Linked DNA regions of Homo sapiens: region 2 is linked to region 1. Evidence: read pairs that join two places in POLR2A ChIA-PET (ENCODE). Cell type or tissue: B cell. All regions are shown on one strand. Each heading gives the region's core, and the rest is flanking DNA. Links, peaks and the distances in the headings are about the cores only.

Region 1 (12,237 bases), core at 4,660-9,659:
AAGAAACATAAAATTCTAAAGAATATCATGTTAAATAAGTCACGTTCTAAAATCTAACTGCTCTCAAGCATAAGCAAACCTGACCTACTAAGTCTAGAACTAAGGCAGTTTTAATGAGTCAATACCCAGGTTAAAAGGGTCCTTAAATCATACATGTCTATCAGATGTTATTTATTGCTCCTATGCTTGAACACATTCAAGGATAGGAATTTTATTTGCTAAATCAGGAAACAGTTATTGGGGACCTATGTTCCAGGAATAATGTTAGAACTGAAACTACAAAAGTGAGAAAGATAGGGGTCTCTGACCTCAAATAAATTATTGGGGGTATGTATGCGAAGGAATGGGGAAAAGAGACACAATACAATTCAGTTTAGTAATGAGGTTTGCTAAAAGAAAAATGGACACACTGAGAATTACTCTACCCAACCTAAGAGAAGGGGAGGCTATCAGGGAAGAATGTGAATTTAAAACAAAAGAAAAAAGTTAGACTTGTTATTATTACTTACAGGGAAGAGTCACAGAATTTCAAGCACAGAGTGGAGTAGTGGCAAAAGCAAAGAGAAACAGCACACATGGCAGAGTGGGATAACCAGCAGCTCAGCACCAATGGTGCACATAAGTGTGTTACTGTATGATGTATGAAGTAGGGAGAGAGAAAACAACAGAGGCAGGTGGGGCTAGATGTGCTAGTCACAAAAAGCCTGTATTATGTCACCTCAGAGAAACTGCATTTTATCCTGAGGGTATTGCAGAAGCCACTGAAGGGCTTTTGAACTCCTGAATACCATGGTGATGTTTGCTTTTAGATAGATCACTTTAGGCCGGGCAATGTGGCTCACGCCTGTAATCCCAGCACTTTGGGAGGCCGAGGCGGGTGGATCATCTGAGGTCTAGAGTTCGAGACCAGCCTGGCCAACATGGTGAAACCCCATCTCTACTAAAAATACAAAAAATTAGCCAGGTATGGTGGCAGGTGCCTGTAATCCCAGCTACTTGGGAGGCTGAAGCAGAACTGCTTAAACCCAGGGGGCAGAGGTTGCAGTGAGCCGAGATCGCGCCATTGCACTCCAGCCTGGGCAATAAGAACAAAACTCCATCTCAAAAAAAAAAAAAAAAAATCACTTTAGTGGCAGTGTGAAAGATATATATTTCAGGGGGAAAACTGGTGGTGGGGAGACCAACGAAGAAAGCCCATGAAGTAGTTAAGGAAAGATGATGAAGGCCAAAAAGAGGGCAGTTAGTAGTAGTAGAGATGGGAACGAGGGAAGTGATTTTATGAAAATTTGGAAGCAGTCCAGAAAGGGCTTTATGAATAGTTAAAAGAGGTGAGAGAGGAACTGCAGATGACCCAATGTTTCATGTCTGAAAGAGAATTGGCAGACTGTCCTTAATTGAAAAAGAGAATGCAAGAAGTAAGGATAGGCTTTTGGGTGACTGGGGTTGTAATGGAAGATGATGAAACTACTCTGACATCTGAATTTGTAGAGATGTTTATTTTAGCAGGCAGCGAAATATGTGACTGTGAAGCCTGGGGGGAAGATCCCTATAAAGACAGTGTCTTTGGCATATAGGGTAAAACCAGAAGCTTCCATCTCTGGATAGTAATAAAGTCCTTACTTATTAATCACTTTCTCTCTGGCCACTATAAATCTTGCTTAGTTTTATTTGATTCTCAAAATGTGGTCCATGGAATAGCTTCATTAGAGTCACACAGGATACTCTGTAAAGTCAACTCTAACAGGAACCCAATCATACTTTCCCGTACACTGAAGTTTGAGAACCATAACCTTATTCAGAGTATCTCATCTCAATTCCATATAAATGCTCTTGTAATATTTGAAGCAATTACTATGTTCTCTTTCCTGAGTCTTCTCTAGGGAAAATATACCTAGCTAACTCAATGAATAATCCCTTTTCTACACTAATAATTTTATATAATGGCTCCTCTCATTATAAATTTATAAAATACAGATATAAAAAATAAAATAAAAACCCTTTATATTCCTATCACCCATAGCTAATCACTTTTAATATTTTTGTTGTACATCTTCTAGATGTTAAGGCACATGTACATTCAATTTTTATTTGTATTTATTTACTTTTTGAGATGGAGTCTCGCTCTGTCACCCAGGCTGGAGTGCAGTGGTGCGGTCTCGGGTTCATGACATTCTCCTGCCTCAGCCTCCCGAGTAGCTGGGACTACAGGAGCCCATAACCACACCCAGCTAATTTTTTTGTATTTTTAGTAGAGACGGGCTTCACTGTGTTAGCCAGGATGGTCTCAATCTCCTAACCTCGTGATCCGCCTGCCTCGGCCTCCCAAAGTGTGGGGATTATAGGTGTGAGCCATCACACCCGGCCCATACATTCAATTTTTATAACATGCTATCTTTACTCAGCCAACCTTTCTTTCTCATAAAACCACTGAAAAACATGCTTTACCATATCAAAAACACAAACTGTGAGAAAATGGAAGTAGGGAGAAAGGAATTCCCAGGATGACACAATACAGCCTACTCTGGGGACAACCAGACTGGACAAAATAGTGTGACTCCAGAGATAAGATGTGTTAAGGGCTATCATCATAAAGAAGCCTGCTGGCATTGCATCTTCTTTTTTTTTTTGAGAGGGAATCTTGTTCTGTCACCCCGGCTGGAATGCAGTGGCGCAATCTCAGTTCACTGCAACCTCTGCCTCCCGGACTTAAGCAATTCTCCTCCCTCAGCCTTCTAAGGTCGCTGGATTTACAGGTGTGTGCTACCACGCCTGGTTAATTTTTGTATTTTTAGTAGAGATGGGGTTTCACCATGTTGGCCAGGCTCGTCTTGAACTCCTGACCTCAAGTGATTCGCTCGCCTCAGCCTCCTAAAGTGTTTGGATTATAGGCGTGAGCCACAGCGCCCGGCCTAGCATTGTGTCTTCCTCTTTCTAAAGGGCAAAATATACAGATGAGCCCAGATTCTTATCTGTTGACCCTATATTGATGGAAGTCCTGGCTCTCTCCCCTTCAATCCTGCAGCCTGCCTCGTATGAGTACATTAGATGTATTTGGCTTTGTCTTATTCCTGAAGGCTGGAGGTAAACCCTGGTGGTCTTAGGAGAAAACACAGAACAGCTCACTCCTTCTGACTATATTCTTGCTGGAAATCCAGTATCTGGCTCACACTACCTCAGCCAGACACCCAAGTGTGGTGAGTCCTCTATTTCCCATGATTCATTCTTGCTAGGTGACTTCTCTAGGAACTTTTAAACTCTTGGAGAAACTGAAGCTACATATATCAGAGCTTCTGCTAGGATTATATTCTCCTGGGAACCTTCATCTGAAAGAGACGGTATCACACTATTACCTAGCAGGTCTGTATCTGCTATTTGTTTTTTAAGTTAACCACCTTTCTCATTCCTATCTATGTAAACAGCTGTTAATAAAATAGTTGAGGAGAATGCATGCAAACAAAAACATAAGAATGAGAGAAAATATTCTTAAAGATAGGATGTTAAAGAGAAAGATGAAATGAAAGAATCAGAAATTATATTTAAAATATACAGGAAACAAAAACTGCTATCATCCTTAAAATTTCCTTACATGTCAATTTATTTGCTTATCCTAATTTTTAGTTTAGTTATATAAACTTAGGCTTTCATATTATCTGCATTCCCACTGTTAAAAAATAAATCTGTGTCATATTAAAAAAATAAAAAAAGCAGTTGTCATACATAGCCAAGGTTTTCTTCCCTTATCTGAGAGCACCATTTACCCATAAGTTTAAAATGTAATTATTTCTGGATCATTTCACTAAAAATACTGTATTATTGTTTAATAATACATTTTACTGTTATTGAATTAATACTATCATTTCTAAATATACTCTAATACTAAGTAAATAGGAATTTTGATATTGTAAGAGTATCTCTGCTCATTCTATGTATATCTATGTAATAACAACTAAATTCTCTTGGAAACGTATTCCTCTAGGAAGAGACACAAACTGGAATCTCTCCATGTATTTTATACCTGGGCTAATGTGGCAATCTGTGGCTGGGCTTGAACTGTCATTTGTTGGTTTTCAGCTTCTGTTACAGCTGCATCTCCACTCTGCTGGTTCTCGGCTCCAGATTCCATGGTCATTTAGTTACCTATAATAATATGGAAGAGTGTTACAAGCACCACAGTGCTTTGTGCTTTCGTGACTTTAAAGGCAAATTTCAAGTTATAAATAGGTATATATGTGGTGGTTAGGTTACCAAATGAACTCAGAAATCTAGCTAAAATATAATGTAGCTGAATTACCATCAAACTTATTCAAATTTGCTGAGCTATAAAAGTTCTAGTCCCTTCAAAGAAGAAAAAAACATTTCTTCTCCCTTGGCTGTTTCTTCCCAATGGGATATTACCTTGTCTAGAAATAAAAGATTCTTCTCTTACATAAATCTCCCCTACTAACAAGGAGAGGTGCAGTGGTAGCAAAATTATAATTTTTCAAAACTATACTAATCAGGTACAGAGAGATGGCAGAAGAGTGGAAGTGAGCTAATGATGACAGAGTTTATTAGATATTGGCTTCATAATACCTCCTATAAGGGTATTTCCCCCCATAAGAAGGAAGAAACAGCAATTGTAAGCTACTTCTAAAAGTGATTACTAGTGGTAGGACAAAATCAGCCCGTTTCAAGCCCAAAATTTTTTAGAGATGAGGTCTTGCTCTGTTGCCCAGACTGGAGTGCAGTAGCATGTTCTCACAGTTCATCTCAATCTCAACCTCAAACTCCTGGGCTCAAGTGATCCTCCCGCCTCAGCCTCTGGAGTAGCTGAGAATACACGTGCATTGCACCATACCAGGTAATTTCAAGAGCCCAAGTTGTGGAATTTCAAGGTAGAAAGGTGGAATAAATGGCCACAGAGCCAAATTAGAGGTGCCAAACACTGAAAAAGCATTCTGATACCTCACCCCATGTATAGCATGCAACACTATACTGTACACATACATCCACACACAGAGAAATCTTTTATTTATATATTTTAATTGTAAAATTCTGGGTAAGACAAAAATTGATCTTACATTTGGACTCTGCTTTGCTAAGCACTTAGTATATTTGTAGGGTAATGTAACACTGGATGGCAGCAAAAGTGGAGTGGAGAGCAATTCCTACCAGCAGTAGCTACTGTAAATCAAGGTTAGAGAAATCTCTGGTAACTGGGGAAGCAATCCTGTCTAAAGGATTCAGGAAAATAGGCAATGTTTCTAGTGCCTATTATAATTCAGTGCCTCACATATTATGTGTCAAAACAAATTTGTTAATAGTGAGGGACTACCTTTAGTGATTCCACAAACAACACAAAAAGCCCATGACTTTTCCAGAATATATTTCATTTATTTTATAACTCTGAAATTGGTCATCAAAACTGTCACTGATCCTTGTGATCATTACACTCCATCACAATGTATTACATACTAATACATCTTGCTATCACTCATAAGGTTCTATAAAAAGAAAGTGTTTTACAAGTGACAGTTCAAAAAATGGAAATGAAAATAACTCTGTAGAAATGAATATAGTTTGGAAATACCAAAATCCACAAAACACAGATGACAAGGAAAAAGATCAACAGACTTGACTACATTATTTAAAATATTCATAAAGCCACAAGTGCACTGACCATATAATCGATAGTAATATCCAGAGATGTAGCTCAACAGTATTCACTGTAAAATTTTTTAAATCATAGCAAAAAAACCCCTGAAAACAATTATCCATCATTAAGAGAACCATTACAAAATTGTAACCATGAAAAAAAATTAATATATTGACACATTGTAAAATAGAGCCCCATTTATTTTTTTAAAAAAGTAAAACAAATTGTTGTAAAGGTTTATGCATGCAAAAGGTGTGCAAGATTAAACACTAAACTATAAGCAGTAGCTCTGAACAGAGAAACAGAATTTTGTAGAACTGTACAGAATGACTTTCACCTTTAACTCTTCACATATTTCAGTATTTTAATATTGACTTAAGTATCTTTCTTCCCATGAGAATGGATTCAGGATTACTTGGATAATTAAAACAAATTTTAATATCAGAAGACATATATAACACTTTAATAAGCCAAAACTATACTTTAATCATGATTTTGAGATGCATACAAAGTTTTTTAAACACCAGATACTTTTTTATATGAAATTACCATTTTTGTTTACATTTTGCCTATTCACCCTGTATTTCTAAATTATAAGAAAACTTAAAAATTATCAAATAACTCTGGTTATTATCAAATAATCAAATTATCAAATAATAACTGATTAATTCACTGAGTTATATTTTGCAAACTGTGGTCTTTTAAACTCAAAATAAGAAAGACATCAAATGTAACAAACAACAACAACAAAAGTTTACCTGGGCCCGGCGCGATGGCTCACGCCTGTAATCCCAGCACTTTAGGAGGCCAAAGCGGGTGGATCGCCTGAGGTCAGGAGTTCAAGACCAGCCTGGTCAACATGGTGAAACCTCATCTCTACTAAAAACATAAAAACTAGCCGGGTGTGGCAGTGGGCACCTGTAATCCCAGATACTCGGGAGGCTGAGGCAGGAGAATTGCTTGAACCCAGGAGACAGAAGTTGCAGTGAGCCAACATGGTGCCACTGCACTCCAGCCTCGGTGTCAGAGTGACACTCCATCTCAAAAAAAAAAAAAAAAAAAAAAAAGTCTACCTGTAAGTTATCCGTAATTTTCATCTTGAAGAAAATGGCATATAAAAACAAAAAACTAGTTTCAATAACAATAAAATAAAATAAACAAATGAATACACTCAATGACAGTAATGAGTCAAAGTATTAAGAGCAGACATTCACAGCCGGGCGCGGTGGCTCATGCCTGTAATCCCAGCACTTGGGGAGGCCGAGGCGGGTGGATCACCTGAGATCAGGAGTTCGAGATCAGCTTGGCCAACACGGTGAAACCCGGTCTCTACTAAAAATACAAAAAATTAGCTGGGCGTGGTGGCAGGTGCCTGTAATCCCAGCTACTTGGGATATTTGGGAGGCTGAGGCAGGAGAATTGCTTGAACCCGGGAGGCGGAGGTTGTAGTAAGCCGAGATCGCGCCACTGCACTGCAGCCTGGGTGACAGAGCAAGACTGTCTTACCAAAAAAAAAAAAAAAAGACATTCACAATTTTTTCTTCATTTTCTCCCCCTGTAAACCATCATTTTATCTAGAATAAAGATAAATACAAATGTATCATACCTCCTTTGTAGACAGGGTATACACAACCATTTTTGAAAGACTTTATTCCAAGCCACATTTTTAAAGCTATGCTGTCATCTGGTATGCGTAGTTTTACCCTACCATTTGATTAAACACAATCTAATGCACAGATTGACCATTTCTTTCATTTTTATTTACAACACATTGAGACTACTTAATCTTTTTTGACATTTAAGGTATAGAACACCATTACAACTTTTTGTTTTAGAAAATATTACTCCATTACAATAAAGGAACAAAGCCATTAGTGAATCCAAGTAAATTTTAGTTACAAAGACATACTCAAAATGTTTTTCATCCTCTTCCCTCCACAACTCGATATTTCTTTTTAAAACAAAGTGTGTATAGGAGCCCCATTTAAACAACTGGTGTTTTATTATCATTTCATTCAAGCAGCCTACCAATCCTTTTTAGGGTAGAGGATAGCCTTCTTAATTTTTTTTTTTTTTTTTTTTTTTTTGAGACGGAGTTTCGCTCTTGTTGCCCAGGCTGGAGTGCAATGGCTCGATCTCGGCTCACTGCAACCTCCGCCTCCCAGGTTCAAGCAATCCTCTTGCCTCAGCCTCCTGAGTAGCTGGGACTACAGGCACCCGCCACCATGCCAGCTAATTTTTTATATTTTTAGTAGAGATGGGGCTTCACTGTGTCAGCCAGGATGGTCTCGATCTCCTGACCTCCTGATCCGCCCACCTCAGCCTCCCAAAGTGCTGGGATTGCAGGTGTTGAGTCACTGTGCCCAGCCGAAAAATGTCTTCTAAGTTTAAATCCTCTGATCCTAGGAGCTGAGACCATAATTACATGGCCACGTAATAAAATAACATTTATGGTAAAGGAAGTATTTCCTTTTACTATATACTAATACATATAACAAAGAACGACCCATTGAGTAAGAGGTCACCTAGCCTCTTGATCCTAGGCAAATAGAGATATTCCCATCCATCTGTATAACCATGAGACTGTAATACAACCTGAGATTATTAGCATTTTTTAAAAAAACTACAAGTCATACTATTACCCAATGAAGGCTCTTAGTGGAGATTGTCTTTTATCTATTATGTTGCTCTGGTCATAACTGTCGTTAGAGTTATTAAACAGTTAATTAACAGTCCCTTTGCTTAACTTGTAAAGTTTTTCCTTTCCATCCTAGCCTCACGAAATTTATCTGATTAGATTTCCCAATAGTAAAGGGCTGTAACACTTTCACACCCCTTTCCACAGTAAAAACAGTAGTAATTAAAAAGTTTAAAATGTAGTTTAGGTAAACATCTCAGCAAAGTGTCAAATGAGTGCTTCCTCAGCATTTAAAAGAAGAGACTATGTTCAGCAATAGTCAGGAGAATGAGAGAATTCCAAAGAGGCATTAATGATGAATACAGTATTGATAAGTTTTGGAAGAACTTTTTCTATAAGAAAAATGGTATCAGCAAAGGGTTGAACTATAGCCCTGTATGGAAATGAGCAAGTAGTGGCTGATAAGAGACTTTGCATAGAAAACAAGGAAAAAAGGTAAACGATAATAGCCACTCAGAATAAAGCAATGAACAGAATAAAAATTTTAAAAACTCTGCTTGTATGTAGCTTACATTCTAGTAAACAAGTAAAACACGTAAGTCAGATGATGGGAAGCGTGTAGAAAAATAAAGCTGGGAAGAAGGTTGGAGGTTCTCAGTACAAGGCTGACCATCTAACTCTTACTAATAAAGTAGCATTTAAATTCATCTACTCAAGACCTGCACAGAACTATACTGAATCAGGGACAAATTCTGGCACCACTGTTTCCTTACCTGACTACCTATAGCAAGTTAACAAAAATCTTCATCAAATTACAAATTAAAGCTCATAATAGAAAGCAAGCGCATATTACCACTTTTTCTTTCAATCATTAGGCAAAAGGAAAGAATACATACTTTCGCCTTAAAATATTTTGACCTTTAGGAAGTGTCCCAGTCCTTATAATCGTCAACATTCTAGTTCAAGTTTATGAAAAATAAACCCATCTTCCCCACAACCTAGTAAACTTTTAAAACTCCTAAATCTAGGGCAATTTTGATCCCATCTAGGATCAGAGATAATATTCAAAGAAATGAGTTGTGAATTTTGACTCTAAAGAAATAATACATTCATAACTAATGGAACACATGCTATGGTTTAAAAAAAAAAAAAAAAAAAGAATGACCTCAACTAGAAATGAGAAAAACACATTTCCCTGCACACTAACAAGTGGGCAACTCCTCCTGAATTCTCAGCAATCAAAAATTCCAGGGATTTAAGGAAATCACATGGCAGAACTCCAAAGTCTCCAGGGTAACCACAGCAAAACACATATTTGGGCACATGATTTTCAAACTAAATGACTATTTTGTTGTCACAGTCAGATATGTTAACTAAAAATACTCTGCATAAATATATCTATAAGTACCTACATGTGATACATAATTATGTCTACACAGTTATGTTGTGCCTGTATTTAGTTTTTAGGGTAACTGTTTGAAAGCCTTGCTAATACATTCTTTTCTCTCTTTTTTTTTTTTTTGAGATGGAGTCTCGCTCTTTCGCCCAGGCTGGAGTGTGGTGGCACAATCTCAGCTCACTGCAACCCCCGCCCCTTGGGTTCAAGCAGTTCTCCTGCCTCAGCCTCCCGAGTAGCTGGGACTACAGGTGTGTGCCAATTTTTTTGTATTTTTAGTAGAGATGGGGTTTCACCATGTTAGCCAGGATGGTCTCGATCTCCTGACCTTGTGATCTGCCCACCTCGGCTCCCAAAGTGTTGGGACTACAGGTGTGAGCTCGTCTAATTTTTTTGTGTTTCATCGTGTTAGCCAGGACGGTCTCGATTTCCTGACCTTGTGATCTGCCTGCTTTGGGCTCCTAAAGTGTTGGGACTACAGGCGTGAGCCACTGCACCCCAGCCAAAGCCTTGCTGATACATTCTTACATCCTTCAAATGTCTTAATTTTCTAAAGTGTTATAATGTTCAGGTGCTACACGATAGATTTTAGCTTTCCAAGAATCAATAACTAGGGTGCACTGTCTACTGTTTTCCCCTACTTTTTTTCCTGCACCTTTTTTTTTTAAGCGGGGGAGGGTTAACCTTAAAATACTTGTCATTTATCTTTACCATATGTCCAACCTGGCAGAACTGAGCTGTTATCTAATCAATACTGGAAACTTAGCAATGCTCCAGGTTTCTGATGCTAATAATAGTCTATTGGTGTTAAATATAGCACACTTTCATTGAAACCAGACAGGCAAAAAAGCATATTCAAATGTCATATGCATATACATGTATGTATATATGTACACACACTCCTCAACATAGATCAACCTCAACTGAATAAACTTTAGATTAGACTGATCACACTGTAACAAAGGTTATAAATATTTTAAGGGAACAAGTCAGAGCAGACAATGTGATAAATGAAAATAAATTGGTATCTTTATCAAGCTGAGTTTTCCCTGTGCTCCTACCAAGGTCTTTCTGCTTTTAACAGAGAACAAATCCTTATTTCAGCCTCCAATCTAGATATTACAAAGCAAGAAAAGTTATACATGAAGTTAACTCTGTGATCTGAATTTGATAAGATTTAAATTACTTATATGACAAAAATAAAAGCAAGCTTGAAAATTTGTTTACTTTTATAAACTGTATTAATAGTAAATACCAAAATAACCCAACCACCACCATAGTCATCAAAAACAGGGCAATAAATAGCAAAAAGGAATCTTTTTGGGGGGGAGCGGGGGAGGCAGGCGGGGACAGAGTTTTGCTCATTGCCCAGGCTGGAGTGCAATGGAGTGATCTCGGCTCACTGCAACATCTGCCTCCCCGGTTCAAGTGATTCTCCTGCCTCAGCCTCTCAAGTAGCTGGGATTACAGATGTGCACCACCACACCTGGCTAATTTTTGTATTTTTAGTAGAGACAGGGTTTCACCATGTTGGCCACGCTGGTCTCAAACTCCTGACCTTAGGTGATCTACCCGCATCAGCCTCCCAAAGTGCTGGGATTACAGGTGTGAGCCACCGGGCCTGGCCCCAGGAATCTTTTCAATATTATTTAAGAAAACAAATTCCCTGATTTATTTATTGGATTTAGCTCAGAGAAACTGTTTAAGTTCAATATTTTGTATTTTATCATTGCAGTTTTGTAATTACCAGGGTATTTGAATGCCATCCTTGATAAATAAATTTGTTTTTAAAAAATGTAGCATATTCTATGACAAAGATATTGTTCTTGAAGGAAGTATTTAACAGAAGTGTGTTAGAAATAATGCCAGCCAGATGCAGTGGCTCACACCTGTAATCCCTGCGCTTTGGGAGGCCTAGGCGGGCAGATTACTTGAGGCAGTTTGCGATCTGCCTGGCCAACATTGTGAAACCCCGTCTCTACTAAAAATACAAAAATTAGCTGGGCGTGGTGGTGTGCACCTGTAATCCCAGCTACTCAGGAGGCTGAAGCACAAGAATGCTGTACCCGGGAGGTGGGGGTTGTAGTGAGTCGAGATTGCACCACTGCACTCCTTCCTGGGTGACACGGTGAATGAGACTCCATCTCAATTTAAAAAAAAAAAAATCATCTGATATATAGAAACATATTGCATGGTTTGACAGCCATCTCAGAATATGTGACTAACTCTATAGCGCCTTTCAACAAGAAAGCTGTAGTGCTTTCTTAAAGTTTTTTGTTTGTTTGTTTGAAATTAAGTATTTGCAAAGTTTACTTGCCTTGTTTTCCTTCAGGTAAGACTATACTCATGAATTTGAAACAAGTCTTCATGTATGTGACCACCAAGAGACAGTGTTGCTTAGCAAAGCAGCAGCCACGACTATGCAATATTTTAGATAATATTTTTATCTCATCTCTTTCCATTCCCCTTTCATTCCAAACACCCACTTAATGGGTGTTTCACAGCTTTTTACACTTTGAACACTTGGAAGAATTGATCTCACAGAAACCTCTATACATGAAGTGTTAC
Region 2 (12,237 bases), core at 2,823-7,822, 59 kb after region 1:
GGTAAGAAAATAATCCTTTTTCAGGAAGAAAGGAATTTGAGAACTTCTTCTACAAAAACTATAAATAACACACGTGCCATTCATGCCTTGTGTAGTTTGTTTTATTATTAGTAAACAGTAATATCCCAGCAGTGACATCAGCTAACCAGAATATTACTTTGTGTGTGTGTGTTTGTGCACTCACGTGTGTGCAAGTGCTTGAATTTAGCTAATAGTGTGGGACAGATCCTTTTTTTGGCCTTGTTCGAGAATCTTGTAGTCCATGCACCAATCCTTATATCTCTAGTGTTATTACTGTTATTAACTCTGTCACTCCATTGTGTCCATTCACTGTCTTTTCTTCTTCTATTTGTCCTTTTTCTTTGTTTTACGTGCTATGATAGACACAATAATGACCCCCAAAAGGTGTCCATGTCCTCACAACCAGAGCCTGTAAATGTTATGTTACATGGCAAGGGGAATTAAGGTTGCAGATATACTTAAAATTGTTTATCAGCTGGCCTTAAAATAAGAAGATTATCCTGAGTCCTTAAGTGGATAAAGTAGAGGCAAAAGAGTTAGAAACAGAGAAATAGCATTGTGAGAAAGAACTGCTACTGATGAATTTGAAGATGGAACAAGGTCCCAAGCCAAGGAATGTGGCAGCTGCTAGATGCTGGAAAAGGCAGGAAAACAGATTCTCCCCTAGAAGCTCTAGGAAAGAACACAGCTCTGCTGACACCGTGGATTTAGCTCAGTGAGACCTATTTAGAACTAACCTCTAGAACTGTAAGACAACACATCTGTGTTGTTTTAAGCCACTAAGTTTGTAGTAATTTGTTATACCAGCAATAGGAAACTAATACACATGCTTATAAATTGCATTTAAGAAGTATTTTCCAGCTGGGTGCAGTGGCTCACGCCTATAATCCCAGCACTTTGGGAGGTTAAGGCGGGTGGATCACCTGAGGTCAGGAGTTCGAGACTAGCCTGGCCAACATGGTGAAACCCCGTCTCTACTAAAAATACAAAAATTAGCTGGGTGTGGTGGTGGGCACCTGTAATCCCAGCTACTTGGGAGGCTGAAGCAGGAGAATCACTTGAACCCGGGAGATGGAGGTTGCAGTGAGCTGAGATCACGCCACTGCACTCTAGCCGGGGCGACAGTGACTCTGTCTCAGAAGAAAAAAAAAAAAAAAGAAGTATTTGCCGCCAGATGTGGTGGCTGATGTCTGTAATCACAGCACTTTGGGAGGCCGAGGCTGGTGGATCACTTGAGGCCAGGAGTTCGAGACCAGCCTGGCCAACATGGGGAAACCCCCGTCTCTACTAAAAATTACGTAATAATTAGCCGGACGTGGTGGCACATGCCTGTACTCCCAGCTACTCGGGAGGCTGAGACATGAGAATCTGTTTGAACCCAGGAGGTGAAGGTTGCATTGAGCTGAGATCGTGCCACTGCACTCCAGGCTGGTCAACAGAGTGAGTCTCTATTTCAAAAAAAAAAAAAAGTATTTACTTTGTGCTTAACATTGTGCATGGGGGAAGATACAAAAGTAACGTAAATGTTGTGACACCTTCTCACAAGCTGTTGATATTTCAGAAGATGAAATAGGATTTTATTTCTGTTACATGCCATTAGCTATCATGTGATGCTCATAGTTGCCTAGGTAAATACTAATTCATCTAGTCATCTACATTTATTGATTGCCTTCTCTGTGCCAGGCATTGTGCATACAAAGATAAGCAAGATATAATGATGAACAAGATATGGTTACTTAATATAAACCAAGAAAATTCTTCATGTCCACTACCACCCAGTCAGCTTTTCCTGCAGTCTTCTCCCAATCACCCAATTCCTTAAACTCCAAATCTACAAAATAGAGCTGAGGTTTTCAACCAGTGGTGTCTGTGAGCGTCATTGCTGTGGTGGGCATTATGTGGCAGATAAAAATACAATACCTGGATCTGTCATAGTAAAATTGTGAAATGTTCAGAAAGAAATCACAATGAAAGTAGTATATATTAAAACTGTGGAAAGCAGCCAAAGTGGTATCTGAATAAATATGGAGCCACTCTCTTTTGTTGTTAATTTATTATTGTATCATATCATAATCAAACAACATGGTATCACCCATATGAAATCAAACATTTTTTAACTTGCTGAGATTTCTTTTGTGGCTTGTTTTTTTCTAAAATTTTCTCACTCTCTAAAGCAAGGTAAAGAATTATATAAGGAGCTTTTACAAAAAGATCTATAGCAGTAGTCTGCCAGAAAAAAAACTCAACAAGTTAAAAAATGTTTGATTTCATATAGGTGATATGTTGTTTGATTATGATGTAATACAATAATAAATTAACAACAAAAGAGAGTGGCTCCATATCTGTACATTTGGAGACTAACAAAGCACATCCCTATGTAATTCTCTGGATAAAGAGACAGTCAAAATAAAATTGTGAAATGTTCAGAATGAAACCACAATGAAAGTAGTATATATCAAAACTGCGGAAAGCAGCCAAAGAGGTATCCAGAAGGAAATTTGTAGGCTTGATTTTTTATTAGAAAATGAGAAAGATTCAAAATAAAGTACTCAACTCAAGATAGAAAAGGAACAACAAAAATAAATCCCAAAGAGTAAATGAATTTACAGCAGATTAAAGATAAAAGCAAAATTAATGAAGCAAAACAACCTTCATAGAATTGGTTAATAAAACCAAAAGTTTGTTTCTTGAAAAAGATGAAAAAAGCAAACAAACTTTGGTTGTGATAAACATACAGTATTAGCATTAGTGGTAGTAGCAGTAAGGAAGCATGTATATAATGCTCTGTGTCAGAGACATTCTTTACCCACCAGAGATGTGTGTGCATCCATACCTTTCCAGTCATTCTTGGTTGAGTTCGATGCTGGTGATTGAGCTACAAGAGGAGTGACACGTGCCATATCTGAACCAAACCATTTACAAGCCTGTGTGCAATCCTTCAGCTCCTGTCTTTCTCTGCAGCTATGATTTGGAAAGCCATGTGCTGAGACAGTGAAACCATTGGATGGATGCCTCCTGGTTTATTGAGTTCCCAAAGAGAGGACAGATGCTAGGGAGTGCCCAATTGCCATAGCACTCTGTGTGAGCAAGAAATTCAACTTTGTTAAGTCACTGGCTTTTTTTTTTTGTGAGATGGAGTCTTGCTTTGTCGCCCAGGCTGGAGTGCAGTGGCACGATCTCGGCTCACTGCAACATCTGCCTCCCAGGTTCAAGCGATTCTCCTGCCTCAGCCTCCTGAGGAACTGGGACTACAGGCATGTGCCACCATGGCCGGCTAATTTTTGTATTTTTAGTAGAGTTGGGGTTTCACTATGTTGCCAGGCTGGTCTCAAACTCCTGGCCTCAAGTGATCCACTTTGGGACGCCTTTGCCTCCTGAAGTGCTGAGATTATAGGCATGAGACCCCCCACTGGCCCTCACTGGCCCATGTTTTAATGTAGCATAGCCTCTCTTATCCTGATTAATTCATATTTTGTAAAATGTGTTCTTTCGAGAGTACCTCTCAGTTATTAGATAAATACCTATAACTTAACAATTTAATTTTAAAGTTAAAATGTAGGAAGAGAGTAGAAAAGGAAAGATAAGCCGAGCTCTTCAAAGTTCATTATTTTTCCTGTTTGTTGACAGGCAAACGTACTGAAGTCCCAATCAGTTACAAAGACCTAATAGGCCACATTATGCGCATCCACAAATACATATATACCTGCAAGTCTGTAGAAAAAAAAGAGTTTCCAGCCACCTCTTGTATTGTTTTCTGTTTAAAACATTTTTCTTAATTTGTTAATTCACTGTCACTTTAGAAAGATAGTAAGACGAAAGCATCAGCTCTTTCTAATCTCTTACTTCAATAAACTATCATTGTGCTTTATCACAATTCACTCATTACAGCATATTTCCATCAAAATAAGAGAATGAAAATAAAACAAAACCAATGTCTGTGCATCAAATTACCTGTAACTGAATTTGACCTGATTCTGATGCTAATTCTCATATTAAGAATGCAGTAGAGCAAGCCATTTATTAACATTTATTGAAATGCTAGTTATATGATATTCACACAGGAGTGGTTTAAAGTGTTAGTCATATTTCTAAAATTTACAAAACATTAAGCATGCAGTGGTTAAATGCATAGAGTCAGCTTGCCTGAGTTCATATCCCAACTCTATCACCTTAACAGCTAGGTGACTAGCTACGATTTAACCTACTTGAGCCTCAGTTTTCTCTTATGTAAAATTGGAATAACAATAGTAACTACCTCAAGAGGTTATGATGGGGACTACAAGTGTTACTGTATGTAAACTGCCCAATTAACATTGTTGTGGCTGTTGTTGGTGATGATGATGATGTTCAAGATTAAACAGGTTTGAGAGTGGCCCCAGAGCTGTCACTGGTGAGCAGCTTTGCCTCTAACTATCTGTGTGTCTTTGAGCAACTTACTCTCACTCATCTTCAGTTTTCTTGTGTACAAATGCAGATAATTATAATTATCTGATAGACTTCCAGAGAGATTAGAATATTACAAATAGTGGTAGTGCAGAAATGAGTATACAAAGCACTTAATAAAAACAATTATTATGAAAACTGAACATTGGAAAACTACTATTTAGTTTACCTATATAGCACAAGTATCCAAAATAATATTCTCTGTTATCATGCTCTTCCACTTCTTCCTGTGCCTTCAATATTGCTATTATTATCTCCTGAACTACAGGTCGAATTCTAATACCAAGAATTCTAATATATTACCCAATATTCTTTTGTGTTTGTGTTTTTAATGCCTAGATTTCATGAGGTTTCAATCTAGAAACTTGAAAATCTTTTTGTTGTTGTTATACAGATTTTACTTGCCCATGTTGGATTTAACTCAGCGTCTGCATGTTTGCTTTTTCTTCTTCCTCTTTTCTTCCTCCTCCCCTTGCTTCCTTCATCTCTTCCTTCTTTATAGTTAGGTATATCTCCAAACTGTGCTCCAGGAAACTCTCCATGGCATAAAGGACTAGGTCTGTTTTGTGGAAGAGCAGCTTTGAGAACGTAGCACCTTGTTTTGGCTTCCAAATGCCCATCTAAGTGATTGTCTATCTACTCTGCCACACAGAGGCTACCATTGTTCCATTATTGCTTTCATTCTCATTTTTGCCTAAACTTCACATTCTCCAAATGTACTGAATATTAATTTCAGGTTGCAATCATTTGATCATTTTAAACTCATGCTTCTTTCTTAAATGCTACTGTAAACTTATTATCTCCAGATTTTCTATTGATTACTAATTCGAAGTCCTTAAAGAGAATGCCAAACAATTAAAATTCGATGTAACCTGGCAAAAATACCACAAGAATATAAAGTTATTGCAGGGAAAGCAAACCATTTCTTCCTTGAATTCTAGGGCTATATTCATTTGTTTGTTTGGCACCAAGCTGCAGGGGAAATGGAATTATCTAGATTGTCTTCAATAAAGAGGATTCTTACTTTCTGAAAATGTTAAAGCACATAGACTGTTTTAGGACTTGAGTATATTATTCATATTTTATTTCTAAAGAAGAAAAAGTACCAATGAATATTAACAGTGATTGTGTGGAACTTATCTCTTCTCTGAAGAGAGGAGGGTAATTGTGAGGTTTGGGGAGTTTAGGAAGAGAATCACCTCTCCAGGTATGCTTGGCAAGGCTCTTGGATGAGGAAGTGTGGGAGAAGGGAGTACCATGAACTTGATAGATTTGTGGTCAACCTCCTTGACTCTTCTGTGGAGTAGGGGCACAGTTTTGCATATTCATTTTGAGGGTGGCAAGATGACATAATGGTTAAGAGAACAGGCCCTGGAGGCAGACATAGCTGACTTGAAAAGCCAGCTCTATCATTTACTGGTTGCTTGAGCTTGTATAAATAACTTAACTTCGCCACACTTTGGTTCCTTCATCTGTTAAAAAGGGACAGCCCTTTCCTCCTCCAGGGCTGTTGTGAGGACTGAGTGACAGAATGTATGGAAAGCATTTAGCACAGCTCCAGGCACATGATAAACTCAGTAAATGTTTAGTAATGTTATGGTTGTATTAACATTATTCAATAATAGTAAATAAGAATAAATAAATTTATAGAAAATATTTTATTTCCAGCCAAAAGCAAGTTGAGTGCCTATAACGTCTTGGTTTAAAATCCAACGCGATCATTTTTCTTTTGTTTCCTTTTTGAGACAGGTCTTGCTGTGTCACCCAGGCTGGAGTGCAGTGATGCAATCATACTCCATACTCGCTGCTGCTTCAAGCTCCTGGGTTCAAGGATCCTCCCATTTTAGCCTCTCAAGTAGCTAGGACTACAGGCACGTGTCACTTTTCTTAAATTTTTTTTTGTAGAGATGGGAATCTTGCTATGTTGCCCAGGCTAGTCTTGAACTTATGGCATCAAGCAATCCTCCTGCCTTGGCCTCCCAAAGTGTTGGGATTACAAATGTGAGCCACTGTGCCAATCATTTTTCATTGACAAGAAAAATCCTTTTGGTTTTGTAATTTCAAATTCTGGATCACATTTTCCCAGCCAAGGGAAATTTTTAGTAACTTATAGGTGTGGAAGCCTTATTGTAGGCAAACTTGGATTTTAATATTACACTATCATGTTTGAAAATAGAAGAGAATTTTAAGTAGTCTAATAAAAATGATTATTATTATAAAGCTTTGTGGTTAAAAGGACATGAGATTTATCAAATTGTGCAATTTAATATTGCATCGTCTATTGTTTGTCATTCATGCCTCAATAAATCTGTAAAAATGAAAGGACACGAGGCAAAGAAGGACACACATGCTTTGTGAAGTCCTGCTTGGGGTAGGACTTCGCTTCTCCTTTAAGGACAACTGCTAAAATATAGTTTGGTCAATTAATTCACATATTTTGGGTCCTGTCTCTTTGTAATATGCAACATTGGTTTGGGTTAATAACTCAAGAAAGCCTCTGAATATTTCACAGCTGACAGTCCTGATGAAAACTTAACTCATAGCAAAGTTGTTTTTTATTTATGGGCTTCTAGGGGCATCCATGGTGCTCCACAAAGCATGGGAAAGACAAGTTTATGCTCTGGGCCTTCTGTGAGTGCTTAGCATTTAGATAGCAGTGACAGTTACGAGCATGAGTGGCTTTGTGAGTTATTTGGAATGATAGCCTCCTGGTAGGAATGACAGGCAGTCCTCCCTTGGGAAAGATGATTATACTGGGTATGGTCATATGGTCACCAGTCACGGCATTGGGAGTCACTTTTTTAGAAGTAATGATAAGCATTTAAGGGACAGAAGGACTGGGGAGGGTAGCAGGGAAAAATAAAGGCATTCAAAATGAGGAAAGCAGCATGACCCAGGCACAAAGGTGCTGTATCTGGAGTGTTCATGTGACATATTTTGGGGACAGAATTCAACGAGGCTGAGTAGCAGGGTGGACCCAAAAGGTGAAGGATCTGGACAGGCAGACCTTGGCATTCCGACAAATGGAAAACAGAAGGTTTTATATTGAAGGTGTTTGAATAATGATTTTTTTTTGGAATGATTACCATACACAGGTAATTATAGAAGTTCTCCTACATTGACTCAAAGCAACCCTCTGATGTAAACACTATTTTTAGTATCACATGTTATAGATGAGGAAATGGGGCACCGTAAAGTGGCAGAGATAGGATTTGAACCCAGTCTGTTCGGTCCAAGAGCAAATACACTTAATTATTAGGCTGCCTAGTATTCCTTAACACAATAAGTGGTATTTAAGGATGGGTAAATCTGGTGGTGATTCACAGGGTTGATGAGAAGGGAAAAAGTGTGGGGTTGGGAAATCCAGTTAGGAGGCTGTAGCAATAATTATAGGCATTCCAGAAACCATTCGTATCTTTGCTTCCTGCAAATGGAATGGATTTCATCCATTCCCACTATACCTATGCTAAATCCAGTCTCCACCATCTTCTAATTCTTCCCTTGCCCCTCTCCACTCCCTTCACAATGTGCAGTAAGAGGGCATTTGTAGAGAACAAACCTGATTATGTTGCCCCCTTGATTAAACCCTTCGTGTAAGATCCATACTCTTGGGTTACAAGATTTTTCATGAGCTGGTTCTTGCTTTTCTCTCCAGCCCCATGACTAGGCATCAGTGTCCTTGAGACAGAGTCTCACTCTGTTGCTCAGGCTGGAGTGCTCGGCTCACTGCAACCTGCGCCTCCTGAGGTTCAAGCGATTTTCGTGCCTCAACCTCCTGAGTAGCTGGGACTGCAGGTATGCGGCACCATGCCTGGCTAATTTTTGTATTTTTAGTAGAGACGGGGTTTCGCTGTGTTGCCCAGGCTGGTCTTGAACTCCTGGCCTCAAGTGATCTGCCCTTCTTGGCCTCCCAAAGTGCTGGGATTACAAGTGTGAGCCACCATGCCCAGCCTTAGGCACCTGTGTCCTTTCATGCCACTCTGCTGACCAATGATTTTTCTCCTGGCTGCATGTTAGAATACCAGATAGATGCCCAGGTCCCATCTCTGATGTCAGAACTTGGGGACAGGGACGGGGGCAGAGGAAGCTTTGGTAAAGAATCTCCCCAGCAGTTCCTAATAAGCAGCCAGGGATAGCCAATGCTTAATAGACAGGCTGAACCCCATGTTCTGGAGGGAGCTGCTCTCTTCCCTCTCTGGGTCTATACTGTTCTTTCTGCCTAGAGCACATTTTCCCTCATCCTGTTTCACCTGGTTGACTCCTAGGCAGTCTTCGGATCTTATTTATCACTACCTCCCTAGTGCCTAGAAGAGTGCACATGGTAGACTTTCAATAAATATCAGCCAGGATTAGTTAAATGACTGAATAATGCCCCCCCGCAACCCAGGATGTCCACATCCTAATCCCCAGAACCAGTGAATGTGTTACCTAACATGGCAAAAAGGACTTTGCAAATGTGTTCAAGTTAAGGATCTTGAGATGAGCAAATAGCTTGGATTGTCCAGGTGGGACCCATGTAATCACAAGGGTTCTTATCAGAGGGAGGCATTGCACTGGAGGGAGGGAGGAGATTTAAGGCCAGACACAGATATCAGGGAGGGAATGCTGGCCGGGTGCCGTGGCTCATGTCTGTAAGCCCAGCACTTTGGGAGGCTGAGGCAGGAGGATCACTGCAGTCCAGGAGTTCAAGACCAGCCTGGGCAACATGGCGAAACCCCATCTCCACAAAAAAAAAAAATACAAAAAGTACCAGTAGTGGCGCCTGTAGTCCCAGCCTCTCGGGAGGCTGAGATGGGAGTGTTGCTTGAGCCTGGGGGTTGGAGGTTGCAGTGAGTCAAGATTGTGCCACTGCATTCTGGCCTAAGTGACAGAGTGAGACCCTGTCTCAAAAACAAAAAAACAAAGTGAGAGAGGCAATGCTATGCTACTGGCTTTGAAGCTAGAGGAAGGAGTCATGAACCAAAAGAATGTAGGTAATCTCTAGAAACCAGAAAAGCAAGGACACAGATTGTCCTCTAGAGTTTCCAGAGAAAGCACGGCCCTGCCAACAACCTTGATTTTGGCCCAGTGAAGTCCACTTCAGACTTCTGACCTCCAGAGCTGTCAGATAATAAATCTGTAACAATAAATGTTGTTTTAAATAACTAAGTTTCTGTAGGCCATTGAAAACCACCTATGAAAAAATGTAATAAATAACTAAGTTTCTGGTAATTTGCTACAGCACCGATAGGAAACGAATACATGTGCCATATCTGAGAAGCTTTTCTTCATCACCTTTTCCCCCAGGGGCAAGTTAAGGGCCTCTCCTGCTCACTCCCTTACACTCTGATGTTTCTTTTCTGTGCCTCAGTTTTTCCACGTGTAAGACAAGTACTTACTTCACTGGATTCAGATGAGGATTAAATGAGTTAATATCCACGAAGTATTTAAAATAGTCACTTTCCCATAGTAAGTGCCCAATAAATGTTATTGTTATTATTACCCCATCACTGCCCACTTATCACACCATTGTATTTGCCGAATGAAGTAAGTGAGTGGGAATAGAGATTGAGGAGTATGATTAATATTTCCGCCCGTCTCGTGGGCCTGATCCCGGAAGAAAGGGATCTACCTTTCCAGGGCCTCAGCAATCGTTCCTTCTAGAACCTGACTACCAAATATGTTTTCCCCCTTTGTTTTGCCCTTTTGGAGGGTCTGTTTCCTGGGTTTCCTCTTGCACATCCCCCTTGGCTCCCTGCTCTATTGCCTGGAAGCCTGGGACCTCGCCACACTTACTGGCGGCTGCAGCTCCAGGAACCCAGCGTCCAAACCTTGAGTCCCTCTGCTGCTTTCAGAAGGGAATGTAGATCATTTCAAGAAAAAAGGAGAGGGATGAGTCAAAGAAGCGTAGATGGCTTCAAGCTGGCTGACTCAGAGAATGACTAAGAGAAGAAAACTGGAGAGGATGGGAGGACAGTAGCTGGAATGGCTTCCCTTGCTGGCTGTGTGTCCCCGGCACTCTATCCAGCTGCCCCAAGCCTCAGCTTACTGTCCTTCAAGTGCAGCTGATCACAGCACCTGCTTACAAGAGTATCATAAGGGTTAAAGGAAAAGTGACCCTTGAGCACTTAGCACAATGCCCCATCTGCACACAGCACCCTCTAAGTGTCAGCTGGCATTCATTTGAGTAGGAATGATGAGAAAAGGGTATGACCTGTAACAGCAATTTTCCAACTTTTTGGCCTCATAAGGTCTCCTTTATACTCTTAAAATATTATTGAGGACCCCAAAGAGCTCTTGCTTATATGTATATCTAGTAATATTTACCACATAAGAAATTAAAACTGAAACATTAAAAGTATTTATTCTTATAAGAACAATAATAGACCCATTATAGTTAACATGATTTAAAAATAAAACATAGTTAATTCTTCCAAAACAAAAATAATTCTGGTGGCATTGCTTTACATTTTTGCAAATCTCCTCAGTGTCTGGCTTAATAAAAAGATAGCTGGATCCTCATATCTGCATCTCTACTCAGTCTGTTGCAGTATCACATGTCACAAGTCAGATAGCCTCTGGAATACTCCACCGTACACTTGTAAAAGAATGAGAGTTAAAAAGGCAAATGACATCTTGGTATTATTATGAAATAGTTTTGACCTCAGTGACTACCTGTATAGATCTCAGAGGTCCCCAGAACACATTTTGAGAACCACTGACCTATAAGATCTTTTTGCAAAAATGTTTTTGCCGGGCGTGGTGGCTCACGCCTGTAATCCCAGCACTTTGGGAGACCGAGGTGGGCGGATCACAAGGTCAGGAGATCGAGACTATCCTGGCTAACACGGTGAAACCCTATCTCTACTAAAAATACAAAAAATTAGCCGGGCGTGGTGGCGGGCGCCTATAGTCCCAGCTACTCTGGAGGCTGAGGCAGGAGAATGGCGTGAACCCGGGAGGCGGAGCTTGCAGTGAGCCGAGATCGCGCCTCTGCACTCCAGCCTGGGTGACAGAGCAAGACTCCGTCTCAAAAAAAAAAAAAAAAAAAAAAAAAAAGAAAATGTTTTCAATCTGTGTATATAGACCATGATAAAAATGAGATTAAATATTACCTCCATCACATGGGCAAAAATGGAAAAGTTTGACAAAGATGTGAAAAGTGTTTCTGAGATGATGAAACACTGGAGCTCTCAACCTCTGTTAGTAGGAGTATAAATGGTATAAATTGGTTTGATTATTAATTGTTACTAAATTTCTCTTTAGAGTTAAAAATGCTCATATTCTATCATCCACTTATTCTGTTCCTTAGGAGAATTAAGAAACAAATTATGATATAGTTACGTAATTGATGACCACAATTGAAGACTATAATGAGTGGTAATAGTAATAGAATACCAATGAATAGAAACATATAATTCACATAATAGAATGCTGCAACTAAAAATGAATTAACTACAGCCATGTAAACATGAATGCATCTCAAAAACAGTGGTGAGCAAACAGTAAGAGATTCAAGTTCTGTGTACCATTTATTTTATTTTTTAAAAATTATTATTATTATTATTGTTATTCTTGAGACAGAGTTTCACTCTGTCACCCAGGCTGGAGTGCAGTGATATGATCTCGGCTCACCGCAACCTCCTCCTCCCAGGTTCAAGCAATTCTTTTGCTTCAGCCTCCCAAGTAGCTGGGACTACAGGTGTGTACCACCACGCCCGGCTAATTTTTGTATTTTTAGTAGAGACGGGTTTTCACCATGTTGACCAGGCTAGCCTTGAACTCCTGGCCTCA

What was found. ChIA-PET counts read pairs that join two places held together with the same protein. Peaks named below come from ENCODE experiments on the same cell type or tissue, not always from the same donor. Only the 100,000 strongest peaks of a DNase experiment are listed, where the experiment ranks them.
Region 2: POLR2A ChIA-PET joins it to region 1 with 7 read pairs; 6 of 35 experiments call an interaction of 5 or more read pairs at or near these places.

Annotation. Positions count from the first base shown.
Region 1 is chr2:207,547,528-207,559,764 of GRCh38, reverse strand. CREB1 (cAMP responsive element binding protein 1) reads right to left here. Exons shown (of 8, transcript NM_004379.5): 2 at 4,016-4,137. The coding sequence starts at 4,129. Among named protein-coding and RNA genes, the nearest start is that of CREB1, 24 kb to the right of the region's middle. In B cell, for the core only: no CTCF peak of the experiment used is centred there; no DNase peak of the experiment used is centred there; H3K27ac peaks cover 2,559 bases.
Region 2 is chr2:207,486,212-207,498,448 of GRCh38, reverse strand. No RefSeq gene overlaps it. Among named protein-coding and RNA genes, the nearest start is that of CREB1, 38 kb to the left of the region's middle. In B cell, for the core only: no CTCF peak of the experiment used is centred there; no DNase peak of the experiment used is centred there; H3K27ac peaks cover 1,075 bases.